Linked DNA regions of Mus musculus: region 2 is linked to region 1. The links are chromatin loops, found by intact Hi-C in ENCODE. Cell type or tissue: heart. All regions are shown on one strand. Links, peaks and the distances in the headings refer to the core of each region. The heading gives the core; the rest is flanking DNA.

Evidence for each region. A loop is a pair of places that touch in the nucleus more often than their neighbours do. Peaks named below come from ENCODE experiments on the same cell type or tissue, not always from the same donor. Only the 100,000 strongest peaks of a DNase experiment are listed, where the experiment ranks them.
Region 2: it touches region 1 in a loop (2.6-fold over the local background); 2 of 42 quality-filtered maps call a loop at or near these places.

What each region holds. Positions count from the first base shown.
Region 1 is chr3:107,554,942-107,563,088 of GRCm38, forward strand. It overlaps Ubl4b (ubiquitin-like 4B), which reads right to left and starts at 132. Exons shown (of 1, transcript NM_026261.2): 1 at 1-132. The coding sequence starts at 1. In heart, for the core only: a CTCF peak has its summit at 4,425 (motif pointing right); a DNase peak (open chromatin) is centred at 4,490; H3K27me3 peaks cover 2,823 bases.
Region 2 is chr3:107,676,711-107,684,857 of GRCm38, forward strand. It overlaps Ahcyl1 (S-adenosylhomocysteine hydrolase-like 1), which reads right to left. Exons shown (of 17, transcript NM_145542.4): 2 at 1,010-1,121. It overlaps Gm52629 (a long non-coding RNA gene), which reads right to left and starts at 7,825. Exons shown (of 2, transcript XR_003954676.1): 1 at 4,059-7,825; 2 at 1,579-3,747. In heart, for the core only: no CTCF peak of the experiment used is centred there; DNase peaks (open chromatin) are centred at 4,171 and 4,711; H3K27ac peaks cover 260 bases.

The sequences.
Region 1 (8,147 bases), core at 1,560-6,559:
TTGGGGCCAGAGAGGAATCAGGAGGGATCCATGCTCTGGGAGTTGCCCTGAAGGTGTAGGGCCCAATAGGTGACTCTGTCACAGCTCCTAGTAGGGCAAGGGCCCAGCCCACATGGGCAGCCACTAGCTAATGCACAGTGATGTCATAATGCTACAGGAGGGCTCATTTCCAGAACAGAACTTTAGGGACAGCAGAGGGGCATTGTGGACATGAAGCAGCTTTCCTTCCTGAGAAAAGAGGGAAGGAGGACAGAGTTGGGGGAGAGTGGGTGACCAGGAAAGAAAATGTAGGCCTAGGAGAAATGAAAGCTGGAACAGAGAAAGAGAACAGGGAAAGGCACTATCCCAACAGCATGGCCGCTGGTTCTTTCAGCACATGCCTTGAGTACTTTTCCTGCTCTCTTGGTGTCAGCCAGAGAAATCACGGAGCCCCCAGGAACACCAGCACGGAAAGCTAGGACAGAGCCACTAATGGTGTCTGCCTTGAATCTGTAGCCTCAATCCACACATCCTACAAGGTGCTTTGATGATGCCTTCCTTGCAGGAGGAGAATGTGTAAGCTCCTTTAATCCTATAGCAAGAGGCGCATAGCTGTATCTTTAGGGTGGCCCACCTTGCCTCCTAAAACATCTCTGTATCTTCCTCAGGCAGGCTCTGGGCAGACTCTGGGGTCAGAGGTGCACAAGAAACAGGATATTTTTTGGGCATTTGAGTGTCGCGTTTGGCAGGCTTCAACTGCAACACATTGTTGATCTTGGCCCAAACCCTTGTCAGGTGGAGTAAGCCCAAAAGGATGGTACTTTCTTGGTTGAGAAGCAAGTAGCCCTAGAAGAGTTAACAACCCTAGTAGATAAGCTGACTGCATTGGAGACTCCCTCAGTTCTTCCTAGCACCCAAATCCTCCTTTCCCTTCATCCTTTCCTCCCTCTATCTCTGCCTGACTTCTCCTTCCCCACAGCCCTGACCCTACAGAGGATGACAATGTTGACAATAAGCACTGCTTTCCTGAGCCTGCCCATCCACAGTACCCTACTCCAACCCTGTCCCATGCTTGCTCAACTTTCACTCCTGTCTCTTTGGCATCTAACAGCAGCTGAAAGAAAAGCCCATGGGTGTGTGGACTATCACCATACATACCTGTTCTCCCATGGGAGTGCAGACTGTCACTATACCTATTCTCTCATGGGTGCTCAGATTGTCACTATACCTATTCTCCCATGGGAACGTAGACTGTCACTACACCTATTCTCCCACTCCTGTATTCTCACTCTTGGCAGATGACCCAGACTGTGTTTCACAGCACTCACCAGTCAGGAATCCCAGACACTGAGCCTCATGTTAACCTCCCAGAGTTGAGCTCTTCCTTGGTCCCCACTGGCCTTCCTGGCCTAGGCCTTTGTTTATCACCCACTCTCATTGCACCCCCACTTTTCACCCTTTACTCCAAACATGAGAACCTGCCTTTGTTCCTGCTTGCTTCCTCATTTGAACACTACCAACTCATCCTGCAAACCCTGCCTGCCTTAAAAATCACCTCCTCCGTGAGGCCTTCTCTGCTTTTCCCCAGACTTTGACAAAGGTAATCCTACATGCCTCTGTGCAGCCATTTTTTTTTCTAGTGCATCCAGCATATGCACCCCAGTCCCTCCCTCTGATGCTCAAAGGCAGGGTCTGAGTCTCATCCACTGTGGTACCCATGCCTTCAGCACACTGAGTTTTATATACAGATAGCCCTGAACACACATTTGTTAGTAGAAAAGACCTGATTTAGACACGTAAGCCACACAGGATCATGCAGGACCCAAATACATAAGCTGTGGAAAGACATAACCCTGCCTGCAGCCTCTCCTTCACCCTCCCCCTCCCCCTAGAAAGATGAAAATCCAAAATTATATAGAAAATAAAGCAGAACGTGATATCAGGATTTACCAAAGGCTCCTCTGTAACACTTATTTAAATAGCCAGTTCCCCTGGTGGATGTAAAATGAATCTAAATTTGCAAGTGTACACACAGTGTGGGTAGGGCTGTGGCCATGACTGACAGGCAGGCATCTGTGCAGATGAAGGGAGTAAGTAAGGTTTCTGAAGGGCCATTTAAGAGTCCTCAGTCCCTTGAGAGGACCCCATGATGAACAAATCATTGGATAGACAGGATTGGAGTCATCCTACGGTAGATGCCCCAGCAGAACTAACCCACAAAGGCTTTCTGGAGGGCGCAATCTGAGTGAACGTTACAGGGGACAGAGGAAGGTGAGGTGTAGTCTGTCCCAGGCTTGGGGGTTCTGGAGGAAGCAAGGGAGCTTGGAGCATGGAGGCTGGGAGCACGGAGGAAGAAGATATCATCAGTCATCTGCATCTAGACCCTCCTCTGAAGGCCCATTTATCCAGGCTTGAGCTGCCACAGACATGAGAAGTCTCTGGAGATGGCCACTTGGGTCGAGCTCCCCAGACTGTAAGCACATGGAAGCCATAACACAGGCTCAGTTCTCCATAGCCTGTGACTATGTGTAGGCAGGTGCACCTATGACAGAGACTTAAGAGCCATGAGAACAGTAACAACTGAATTATCAATGTCTCCCGCAACTGCTGAGAGAAATGGTCACTACTCAACCCCTGGAGTCTCTAGCCCCTCCTAAAGGGGACAGAAGAAACACCTGTCTGGGTACTGGAATCCCATTTGGAGCTAGGAAATATTCCCCTCCCCCCCATGTAACTGCTTGTCTTAATTATGCAATTAACATGATAAAATATAATTGTGTAATCAAAGCACACAATCAGACGATTGTCATAATTAGAGGGGAAGATGTTCTGAAATGAGTGGGTTTGATGACTTGGGAAAGAAATGAATGTGCTCAGAGAATATGGATGGTCATGGGTTCAGATCTCTCTCACGAACACTGCAAAAGCTACTGGCATCACTGGAGACCAGTGCAATGTCTGAGGGGCAGATAGGATGGGAGAGTCTCCCAGTGCTCCTGCGTGGGCTAACTGAACCTTGGTAATCATAAAATTAGACCTGTTGTCCACCTGCTGGCCTGGGGCCTGCCTTTAATGGGTTAATCCTCAGATCCCATTTTTCACCGGTAGATGATAGGAGTTAGGATCACTTCCCAGCATCTTTCTGAAGCTAAGGTGCGAACCCACAGCATCTGACCTGCAGAGATATTAAATGTGGCATTCAACTCACTACCAGAAATCGGAGTTCCTATTGTCACTCCTGTAACAGTGAGAAAGACCCCACGGTACTTGAAAGCATGCCCACAGTGACTCCCAGTCTGCTCCTACCTGTATAGTCTTCTGCAGGCTGGTCCTAGCTCATAGGGGAAGATGGGGTGAGCAGGCAAGTTAGTGACAGCTGAGGGGCTCCAGAGTGCAGGAAACTCAGGGTTGCCTCCTCTCTCGTTCTGTATGAAGGCTTATCAGGGAAATAAGTTATGATCTCTGTCCACCTGACCACCACCACCACCACCACCACCACCACCGGAGCGCAATGAAGTGTTGTTATTTTACCTGAGTGATGTCAGCTCAGCCTTGAAGGGGATGCCAAGGATGAGGGAGGAGGTGGAAGTCAAGGCAAGACCTAGAAACAGCCAGAAGCAAGAAGGAAGAGGACAGGTATAAAAAGCCTGCAGAGGAAATATTTAGCCAGGGGAGACCCAGGGAATGGGCTAGGGAGGGGCACCAGGGAAGGGGATAAAAAGAGGAGAGGGGAAGAGAGATGAGAGAGATGCAGGGGCAGGCAGAAGCAGTTCACGTGAAGTACAAAGCACGCAGGCGGGCTGCTCTTCTGAGAACGCCATCCTCTTCCCCTCTCCTCCAAGTGGAAAACGTTCATGATTGTCAGAGAAAGTGGGGTCCACCTGGGAAGCTATTTATCCCAGGGTAGAGCTGAGAGTGTACTTCTTTCACTCCAGGCACTTCCTGCCTCCTCCAGCTCAGGGAACCTTAGCACTCAGAAGCTCCACCCACGTGTAAGGCCCAGGAGAGCCCAGTGCTACTAAGTCCTCCAAGACCCACCCTCAGACCTACCCTGCGCTGTCCTCTGTAGCTGTCTAGCTGTCACTAGGAGAGGTTCCTTGAGGCTGCTCTGCACTCCAGCCTAGGTCTGTATTAGGACAGGCAGCTCTTCAGGGGACTCTGTGAGCAAGGGGACTATGGCAGATCTTATGAGAGAGACTACAGGAGCCCAGAGGGGCACAGATGGGAGAGATCAGGGAAAAGCCAAACTTCTGGTGGCAATGAGCAGCTTGGTGTCTGTCCAGACCTCCATTCTCACACCTAACCACCTTAGTCCTGCCCCATGCTGCTGTCCCAGAGCCCCAGAGAAGTCAGAGGCCTGCCTGCAACCTGCTGGTGCAGCCCAGAAGCCTGGTCGCAGAGCCCAACACAACTCCTACCTTGTGACATCTGGCTGTGGCCACTAGATGTCACTGGTGACCTCCCTGGCCAGCCCTGGTGGCCATGACCAACCATGCTGTTGTGAAGTCTTGGCACACAGGACTGGACCTCGGGTACAGAGCTTTATCCTGACATGAACCCCACCTCTCACAGACTGTCCAGCCCTTGTCAGTCACGGCTGGGGTATAGACACAAGGGCCCACACTGAATAGGGTTCTGGGCCAGGAAGAAGAGGTCAGCCAGGCACATATTTTGAGGGAACACATAAGTCTGACTCTTCAGGACCTAAATTATCGCCAGGGAAAGGAAGCTGCTACTAACAGCAGAGGGTGTAGGGTGTGCAAATCAGATGACTTTTTTGAAAGAGGCCTCGGAAAGAGCTGAAGAAGTCAAAGAGGCAACAAGAACATCCCGGCTGAGAGCCCAACCTGGACAAGGCCGTGTTGAAGAGTGTGGAACCTGAATGGCTGAAATGAATGCTTCCCTACCTCCAAGGTGACTCTTCATGTGAAGATTATGTCATCAGCCACAGTGGCAGGAATTCTCTGCCCTGAAGCTTTGTGGATGAAATGTGATAAAGTAAACTCAAGAGTAAAGAAGATGCCCATAGAACTAACGGGGTGCCCACCCCTCTCCACCCCCCCCCCAACATCCAGATCCAGGATCATAGATTGAGCAACTGCGGGCTTGAGCTCATCTCTAGAATTTGCAGTTGGTTTAGATAAGAGCAACTCATTAAGGTCTGACAGTGGGTCGGTGGCCAGGGAATAGATAGCCTGGCTAAACCCAGGCTGAGTTCCCAAGCTCGCTGGCTACCTGGTAGGATGGCTGCTGTCCATCAGATGTCAGGCTCAGCTGGGATGGGAACATCTACAGTCGTAACCTTGGGGTTAGCAAGCTGAGTGGGAGAGGCAGACAAGGCAACCCTGAGTTGCTTCCCTGCTGGTTTATACCCAGGTGAGAAGGCTGAGTGTCTCTCCAGGCCAGATGCCTCTGGGTCTGGACTGAGTTTGTGTGATGAACATGGGGTTTCCAGACCTGAGACCCCACTCCCTACTTCCTGCTGGGTCAAGGCTAGGTTCTTGGCTTGACCGGGAGCCAGTAGCTCATGAATGATAGAAATCCCAGGGTCTGGATGCTCCAGGTGACAGAATCTCCTGATCTGTCCCAAACCATTATGTATCCTCCCACTTGACACCCTCTCCCAATCTCCCTGCAAGGGCAGCAGGAGTGAACACAACATTCAGGGCTACAACTAGGGGGCCATTTCTGATAACGGTGCTAAGAGTGCTGAGTTCTCTCAGCAATAAAGAGAGCCAACCTTCATCCATGAAGATGCTGAGTTAGCAAGGAACGGGGAGATAGATGAGATAACTCGACAACACCGAACCTTGAGAAGCAGATGAGTGGAGAAGTCTTAGTAGGATATAGGCAGGAATACTGGATAAACAGTCCCTGCCCTTTTATACAGAGGGATGCACACAATGGGTAAAGAGCATTTAATGTGTGCTCATTGCGTGCTCTGATTATATGAAGAGGTGATGGGGTGGTCCTACTGTAACCAAGACTGGGACCCTGAATTATACTGTCACAGGTTGTTAGAGAAAAGGGGAGAGCTAAAAGAGTAAGAGACTGGGGCCCAGGAAGGTGCCCTGCTAATTGTCAGCCTAGTGGGGAAGGGTTTCCATAACCAGGACCCCTGGAGAGAATGCCAACAGGAGAGAAGCTGGCCCTAAGCCCAAAGAAGTGAGTCAGGACGGCCATAGGGAGTCACATGTGAAGAGTGGTCCCTAAGGCCCCAGCCAAGTTTCTGGGCCCCAGATGAAAAGTGAACCATTCGTTCCCCCTGGAGGGGAGTAGTCAGTCACCCTGTAAAAGTTTATTTTTATACATGTCTGATCTATTTCACATCCGCTCAGATATTTTGACACATATACAGGAAATGTAACTCTCCCCCCATATGGCAGTGTTTGGTTGACCAGACCTGAGGAAACTCAATAGCGTCGCAGAGGAGCAGAGGAGAACAGCAGCTTCGGAGAAGAATGCCAGAGGCCTGAGGCCCTGTGACCACCTCGGGCCAGGAGACCAGGAAGAGGGATCACGGGGAGGTCAATGTGGGAATCCTCCTGTCTGAGAACAGAGCTAAGGACCCCAGGTTCCTGAGAGTGGTTATGGTTGCTGCTTCCTTGAATGGATGGACAGAGGATGGAGTGAGTCTCCCAGCAGGCAGCGAGAACCAGCGGAGAAATGAGGTGTGTGATAGACCAGGCAGGTCTCAGAGACCAAAGTCACTGTGTGCCCTCTGACACCAGCTAATTGAGCTGAATAGTGTCTCTCACACTAAGAGTCAGGAAGATGGACAGAAACAGGGCAATCGCTAGCTTGATGCCTGTCTTCAGAGCAGCAGTGAGTGGCAGCTGCTTCCCTCATTCCTATACACAGGCACCTGTGAGCCGAGTCGTGAACTGATGTTTCAACGGGCCCTTAAATGTGTTAGCACATAGTGCTGTGGAAGAGCGAAGAACAGCACCTTCCTTCTTCCACGTGAGTCAGGGAGGGACTCTTTTCCCAGTTCCCACGGGCTGAGGCCACTCCTGCCAGAGAGAAAAAGATGGCATGGCTCACTGTTGTAAGAGGGGAGAGAATAACTCGTTGACCTTGAGGCTTCTGCTGTAGGTTTAAATTCACAAATATCACATTCCTGTTGGGTGCTATAGGAAGGCAGCCTGACAGTCTCTTACTCATAAGTTGTGATGGAGCTGACCCTCCCAGGAGTGCCTCAGTGCTGGCATTTGATGCTGAGAATGGGTAGGGGCCATGAAATGGTATCTCCCGTGAAGCATCGGCTCACAGTGCAGTCTGTGCACTTCCCACTCTGTCCTGTGAGCTCTGCCCATGTCTTGGGTCTCCTTCCCTGTGGCTGTGGATGCCACTGACCTGGATTCATCTCATTGCCTTGGTCAGCAACACTGCCCCTCCTGGGTGGGGATGGGGGTTACAGGCTGGTTCAGGATCTCAAGGTATGGAGTCCCTGCCTGAAGTGAAATGTGACTGCCAGAAGTTCCTAGGTCCTCCCTTCCTGCCCTTCCCTCTGGAAGTCAGTATGTCAGTGGATGAAGGCTGCACTTGGCTTCATCACCTCCTGCACCCCCCCCCCCACCTCCCGTAAATCCTGGCGACACAACAGGAAGGCCCTTTAACTAGCACATAAAAGTGCTTTGGGCTTTCAAAGGCCCCTGCTCTGTGTTTACAGGGGGCCCAAGATTTTTATGGGCCATTTCCAGTCCTCCTTCCCTGACCCACTGATGCATCTCTGGGGCGGGGATAGTCACAACCCAAGCCACGTGACCATTGGGCACAGAAGGAAGAAGAGGCCTTTCCAGCCTGGAAGACAGTGAGGACCAAGTAGGCTGAGCATCCACTCATCCTACGGCCTGGGCAGCCTTCCCAGGAAGGGTCTTGGAAGGATCCCAGAAAACATCTCTGTAGTGGTAGTAGAGGTTCCAATGTGAGAAGCATTTCAGGCCATGTCACAGGGTGGCCAAACAGTCAAGCTGTCACTACTGCAACTTAACAGAACTTGGGCATCATTCTACCCCTCAAAGCCCCAGAAGCTCACAGGGCTACTGAGCCCCGCTGGTTTAGAGACCTTTTATAGGATCTTGGCGCTAAGTGCAGAGAGGCTCTAGTCCTTGGGACAGAGAAAGACAAAATTGGGAACTAGAGAGAAGTTCTAAACCAGAGGTTCT
Region 2 (8,147 bases), core at 1,625-6,624, 120 kb after region 1:
GCAGCTGGTCAGCCAGTTAATCTAGAAATCTGCTTGTTTTACCAGTACTGGGATTGCAAGAATGTATCCCCCTCCCCACCTAGCTTTTATTTTTCTTTTTATCATTATTATTTAATTGGCTATCTTCTTTATTTACATTTCAAATGTTTTTCCAGGTCTCCCCTTCGGAAACACCCTATCCCATCCCCCCCTACCCACCCATCCACTCCTGTCTTCCCACCCTGGCACTCCCCTACACTGGGGCATTGAACACCCTCAGGCCCAAGGGCCTCTCCTCCCACTGATGTCCAACAAGGCCATCCTCTGCCACATATGCGGCCAGTGCCATGAGTCCCTCCATGTGTATTCTTTGGTTGCCCACCCAGCTTTTTAAGTGGCTCGAACTCAGGTCCTTATGCCTGCAGAGTAAGTACTTTACTGAGTCATCTCAGCCTCTAAACACCTTTCTAGTTATTTCTTAATACCTTCTCTGTGGCTGAGATAGGCACAATTTAACCAGAACAAAGACTTGACTTACTACAGATGGCTAAGACAGGAGGGTAGGGAAACAGCTGGAGTCACATTACAATAGTTTATATCTTCCCATTCCAGAAATTAACAGGGAAAGGCATATTAACATAAAGGGTAATCTTATAAATAAAAGGAGACAAAAATATAAATTTTATTGTCATAATTCAAGCTGTTTTAGCAACAAAAAGAAAAACATGGGTGGAAGGGTATGTTTTATGCAAATAACTTATGTTTAAAAGTAAATTTCTTTTTACATGCCAGTTCTGAAAGCAAAAATACCACTGATTCTCCCCCCCTTGCAAATGTGGATATAGGAACTTCCCAGTGCCACTAACTAGGCAATGATCACAGACCACACAGAAAACAGCCTGGGAAAGAACATCTTAACAAAAGCATCCTCAGCTGCAAGTCTTGCTGGGAATGATTCTCACATTCTAAGTATTAGTGAAGAGCACCCGTGAATAAGACGGGACAGAGGGGACATCAAAGTCATACCTACCTGAACTGTAGCTGTCTGTGGAGGATTGTGAGATGGAACGAGACAAAGATCTCCGGCCAGTCTTAGTAGGGAATTTGGTGAACTCTTGCATGTCATCAGCAAACTGGATTTGCTACAAGAGAAAGGGTAAGAAGCTGAAAACTTAGTACACGGGAATTGTATGGATCTTATTTATCATGTGCAGGTACCCGAGGCACACAAGAAGTCAGAGGGCAAACTGTGGGAGTCTGCTCTCTCTTCACCACGTGAGTCCTGGAGATAGAACTTAGTTGTCAGCCTTGGAGGCAGGCATCTTCACCCTTGGAACCATCTTGCTGTACGAAAACTTTTCCTTTTCCAAATCCATACACTAACTTTCCTAAAATTCGGCGTCACCATGTGGTTCTTACTGTGGCAGTAACTCTCATCTGAAGGGCGGGGAAGAGGCTGCTTTCTGAACTCTGTTACAACTATTGTCTTGGGCTAGCTCAGCAGTTAAGAGCACTCACTGATCTCCCAGAGGTCCTGAGTTCAATTCCCAGTAACCACATGGTAGCTCACAACCATCTATAATGGAATCTGATATGTCCTTCTGGTATGTCTGAAGACAGAGACAGTGTACTCATATAAATAAAATAAATCTTTAAAAAAAAAAAAAACCAACCCTACTGTCTCTTTCCAGTTATTTTAGGAAGATCTAGGCTGGGGGTGGGGGGGAGAGAAGGAGGTAGAAGACAATTCTGAAAAGCCATTTATTTTAGTAACTATCCAATTTTACTAAATTTTCTTCATCTCATTAAGTTTCTCCCTTCCCTTTTATCTAACTTTTACACACTAACACTAAACTCTTTATCCTTTCACCCAATTCTATCAGAAAGCAGATATAATCTCACATCTGGTTCTCCTGTAGCATATTCTTCCTCTGAATCTGGCCATGGCTTTGCTTTTGAATGGTATGTCTAGTAATCGCTAAACACATTACAGCCAGCTATGTCGTCTCTAATTCATAAAACCAATGTAGTATCCCTAGAGTTCTGTAGCACCAGTAAAAAATTTAAAAATCAGAGTGTACGGATGAAAGAGAAGTTTTAAAACGAACACCAAATTCTCCATTAATTACATCCTAACTAATCAGGATGAATCTAAAAGAAGAAAATTTGACAAGTTTTAAAGGTCTTTGTAGGTAGAATAAATTATTTTTTAGGTAGAACTAGTTATTTGCAGTTTTATATTTGCAGAATATATATTTTTTTAATGACAAGATCTTTTAAAAGACTTAGGCTAGGGGCTGGTGAGATGGCTCAGTGGTTAAGAGCACTGACTGCTCTTCTGAAAGTCCGGAGTTCAAATCCCAGCAACCACATGGTGGCTCACAACCATCCGTAACGAAATCTGATGCCCTCTTCTGGAGTATCTGAGGACAGCTACAGTGTACTTACATATAATAAATAAATAAATCTTAAAAAAAAAAAAAAAAGACCTAGGCTAGCTCAGAACTCACAATTCTCCTGTATCAGCCCATTAGAACTTGAGTGTTAGGGCTATATGTATGTGTCACCATATCTACATGGTAGAATATTTGGACCACTGGCTTTAATAAATTGAAAATAGTTTGTAATCAGTATTATTTATAAACAAAGTAATATGTAAAAATATGGAATTATATGGCTTAAACCAGTGGTTCTGAGCCTTCCTACTGTTTAGACCCTATAATATAGTTCCTCATTTGTGGTGACCCCCAAGCATAAAATTATAAAATTATACCGTTATGTAAGTAATTTTGGAGACAGAAGTTTGGCAAATGGGTCTCAATGCACAGGTTGAGAATCACTGAACTCTCACATGAATTCTGATGACCTCTTTCTACAAAATTTGAAATAAAACCCACATTCCTGAAAAAGAGTATAAATTGAGAACCTGGATTCAGACTCAGAGCTCTGAAAAGGTTCCTATGGAGAAACTATTAAATTATGTTGTTAGCAAATAGTATCAATGAAACTGTATACTATCATAGGTGAAAAGTTTTTCTGCATAATACAAATGACCCAGTCATCAACACTTTCAAGCTAGAAAAGAGGAAACCAGAAACTGGGGTAATAGTTCAGTGGTTAAAAGCACTGGATGCTTTCCCAGAGGACCTGAGTTCTATCCCCAGCCCCAATATGGCAGCTCACAACTGTCTATAACTTGAGCCTAAGATGACCCGACTCCCTTCTCTTAAGGTATTGAACTCATGCTGTGCACAAACATGCAGACAGGCAAATCATCCATATACACAAAATGACACATTTTAAAAAGTAGACTCTACATTAGCTACAGCTGTACAATCCTCCTCTCCCAACACATACAGTCTCTGCTGGGGTGACACTGCAGCCTAAGAACCAAGCTTTGGTTTGTAGCTCTGGAATCAATCGGCAGTTAGAATGAACAAATGAAAAACAGAACTGGTAGGACTCTACAGTCATAAAGTAGCAAACAAGGGGACACTGGCTTGTCCTGAACTTCCTATTCAGCATGGTTCCCACTAAGCACAAACGCAGAGGACAGAATCAAATAGATCAGAGACAGAAACCTGCGTGTTTACAACTCATCTCGGTTCACCATCTAACTGTGGAAGTTCTTCTTCAGGCAACTCTGACACAGAAAGGGAGAGCCTGTTTTATTAAGTCTGAAAACAGACACTGAAGACATAAAGAAGAACTACATACCCCCAGAGCAGGTCAGGGCCTCACACATGCAGGAAGGTATTTAATAAACATCTGCAGAATAAGTAAACCTTTAAAACTCTTTTCTCGTACAATATTAAGTCAAGCTTCAAAGACAATTACAACCCAAGCTGAGCCACATATATCATTTCAGAATATGATTAACAAATATCATCATAAAGCCCAAGATATTTTACTTTAAATGTTAAAAATTTAATTTTAAGTACTTCAAATGCATAGCTGCATTCAAAAAGAAAAACAAACAAAAACTAAATCCTTCTAAATAGGATTTCCAATTACACTTTCACTTCTTCAATAGGCAAGATGTAAATCAAGGAGAGATGACCAAAGCAACGAATTCCAACCTAATATGCAGTTACTTTGGCAGTGAAAAAAATATAGTCAAGAGTTCCTTAGTGGCTGTAACAGCTCCAGAGGCAGCACTTCCTCCACAGGGTTCCCTGCTGCTGGCATGGGCAGCCTGTTCGGAAGTGCTCCCTTCTCCTGGCTGTTAGATTCCCTCTCCTCCTCCTCCCCTTCTTCTTCTACTTTTTTTTTCAAAAGGTTCTGGGCATGATTCCAGATACCACCTACGTTGCAGTGAGGTGGGGGAAGGCACTTCAGTAACACTTGCAGATTTTTAGATAAAAAACATAGAGAAGCAGTTGTAGCAAGTTAGAAATATTTCTTCAGCAACCGGAGATTAATAGACATAATCTCTCCTTGTATTAATAAAGCTTATCAGCGGTCTAAAGCTTAGCAAAATCTTTCCCATCTAAAAATAGTAGACTATGGCAAGTAGCTTACTACTATGTGCAGTGCTCCTAACACCCCATCTCTCAAATAATAGATCTTGTCCACATTTGAAGTAGGCAGTGTTAACTCAAGTACTGGCATAGTGGATAGCTGTCTGTAAGGTGGTCCAGCAGCACACAGATGCATGATATCCTTGTCTTCTCTGCTACCCTGAACTACAAGCTGCAGAGTCTCGTCTCACAGCAGCTGCTTCTGAATGCCATGGCTCTGCCCGTTTCCCCCAGGGGTCTAACTCTACAGGTTCTTTCCAGCTAGCAGCTGTTCCTCCCTTGGTGGAAAGAATCTTCGCATGCTGTTCACCTTTATGCTGTAAATAAGGATACTGCTGCCAAAACCAACTTCTGGTTTCTAGTGAAACCAGATCTAATAGCAGCTTTCTGTTTGGGTTAAACTCAGTAGTTAAGTGGAAAAATATGGTCATTTGGATAAAAGAAAACCCAAAGACAATTGCAAAAGCATGGTTTGTATTACTTCTTATTGTTATGATTTCCTCCAACTGTTAGGTTTTCACTGGGGTGCTTTAGCATAAGGTAGTAAGTACAAGGAAGAAAGAAGGAAACATAGACAAAGTACCCCAAGTACAACTCGGCTCCACTCTCAGATTAACAGCATATCTGAGGAAGGATAGGGTACATCGACCATTTTCCATCGAGCACATCCAAACAATGTCTACTTGCTGCATTTGAAGGCCAGTATAGTACATATCAGTATAGTGTGCTATTTTAAAGCACAACTTATGATGGTTGGACTGAGTTCTCTGTAACACTGAGGCCCATTAGGAAAAGCTTGACCTAATAATTTGGGTTCATTATGGTTGGTATAGTGACAGAGTGATCTACAAGATGGTACAGTACTTACCAAGACAAAGGGAACACAGGCAACCCAAAAACGTTATAAACTTCAAAAGAAAAATAACTGTAATTATTTGTTTAATTGATCTTAATACTTTTTACTACCCAAAGTTGAGTTTACTTCTGAAAATATATGATCTACACACACTATAGCTCAGCTGCCCTCCCCTCTTCCCATACCTAATTCAAATTTACCTTCTCTCTATCCAATTAGAGGAAATTAAAATGAAAACCTACTAGAACACTACTATGATCCTATGGATAAGTGACAATGATCAGGACAATATACAACGTGCATTATATTCTTTTAGTCAACATATTCACTTAGCACTAAGTACTTCATCCTATGAAAGATCGATGCAAGAACTAAAGCTCTCTCAAAATCTGTGTATGTACTTCAACTCTCCATGTAATAGTAACAGATGGCTTTGCTGTGAACTTTCACCATTCCTCTAGGAACACGCTGGCTACCATAACACACACAAACACTGAAGTCTATTTGTTGTATCTTTAAAACCCAATTAAATTTCAGGCCAGTTTAAGATGCTATTTTAAAGCAGCTTTTCAAATAGTTTAGTAGACACGATGTCTTGCGTCTATGCCATATCGTTTAATGTGGGTCCTCCAAAAATTAGAGGTTAGGCCAGGCATCTTATTAACTTTGTTATTTCACATACCTATCTAACAGCTTTTAATTTCCTCAGGAAGGTTTTCTCCTAAGGGTGAAGAACTAGACACAAAGGTAAACAGCAAGCACTAGGAAAACAAATCATTAAGAAAGCAAACCTTAGGTGTGCATGGGAAGACCCGTCTTTCTAACCTCTGAGATTAACTGAGGGCCCAGTACCCCTCTTTTGGTTTTCTGAGGCATTTAAAAATATACATATTCTGTCCCATTGCCTTCTGTGCATATTGTGCTCAGAATTCTGCTGTTTAAGAAATTATGGGTAGCATATTTCTTAGGTACCAGCATTGAGCCAAAAAAGACTATCAGAAACTAGAAAATTTAACAAGGACAATTACTAAGATGTATATTAAAACACTGTCTAAGGTTCCTACATCTTTTAAAAATCCCTTCTCCATACATCTTCCAGCTAATTATTCCTTTTAAGACTACTTCCAGCCACTACCTTTCAGAGGATAGAAAAGAGGTCAAACAGTCAGCTACCCTCCCCAATATAGCATCTTTTTTTTCCGTCTTAGCAGAGATCAGTCTGATTCCTATTTTAAATGTATCCCCTCCCCTCCAAAATAACAACAATAAATAGCAATACTGTCAAACAAGAAAAACCGAAGTCTACTATCTTTTACTTCAGTTAGATAAAAATAGTTTCCTAAAGGAGGAATGGAGAGATGGCTCAATTCCTGAGTTCAATTCCTAGCACCCATATGGTGACTCACAACCATCTATAATGGAATCTGATTCTGTTTTGTGGTGTTCATGAAAACATAACACTCAAATACATAAAATAAATAGATAAATAAAAAAGGGAGGGTCTTTTCTTTCCAATAACTTGCCCTCAAACACATACATCAGAGAAGACGAATTGAAAAAGGATCATTTTTGAGCTACAGAGCCAAAGTAGGCCCTTCAGCCTCTTTCATTTCCTGGTACAGAAACATTTTCTAAAACCCAGCAGGTTTTGGCTATTCCATCTTCCCTCTGTCTCAAGTTTCTTAAGTTCTAGTCTCCCCAGATGGGGCCTGAGTTTCCAGGAGGGAGTGGGTGGGCAGGCTGACTAATCACAACACACATATCTTTCCTCCACTCTACCCTTTTGGATGTCACCAATAACACACTACTAGAATCCAATTCCACAGTCAGACAAATTATGCCTTTCAAAATGAGAATCAATGTGATACAGTGTCAAGGCAGGTTAGTGTGAGAAAGAATGAGGTGCAATCAGGCCCATATACTGAGTCACTGAAACTATGAAAGACAATACTTGAAAACTTCCCAAAGCACAAGTGGTATTACCATCAGCCACTACCCCTTTTCTTCAAGAGACAACTCTTCACTGGCTTCTACAGTCTCAACCAAGCAGTTGCCAACCAAAGGTAAAAATAGCAAATGGCTTTTTTTATTCTGTTTTTTTGAAGGTGTTGAAGCAGCACAGAGGTGGCCTCACTAATCTTCTAAAAACCACAATTGGCAACATACTGCAAAGCACAGTCAGACCAACTTTACACTTTCTACTTAGCCTAACTGCCTTCCCCTCAGATCATGCTAGCCTACCCCTCCTAACATGCATCTCCTGGCATCTCAGCACTAGTAACTGTCGACTCTGGTTCCACAAAGCATCTGCATTACTTTAGTAAGGTGTTAGGAAGGACTTGCCACCCTTCTCTCCCAGCACGGCTGCTGGAGCTTTCATTTCCTTAGACTCAACATTCTTTTTGTTGTTGTTTTGTTTTTTTCAAGACAGTTTCTCTGTATAGCCCTGGCTGTCCTGGAACTCACTCTGTAGTCCAGCCGGCTTTGAACTCAGAAATTCGCCTGCCTCTGCCTCCCAAGTGCTGGGATTAAAGGCGTGCGCCACCACACCCGGCTCAGACTTATCATTCTTTTTTTTTTTTTTTAAGATTTATTATAAGTACACTGTAGTTGTCTTCAGATATACCAGAAGAGGGCATCAGATCTCATTACGGGTGGTTGTGAGCCACCATGTGGTTGCTGGGATTTGAACTCGGGACCTTCAGAAGAGCAGTCAGAGCTCTTACCCATTGAGCCATCTCCCCAGCCCCAGACTTATCATTCTTAACACAAAAGAAAACTTCAAAAGAACA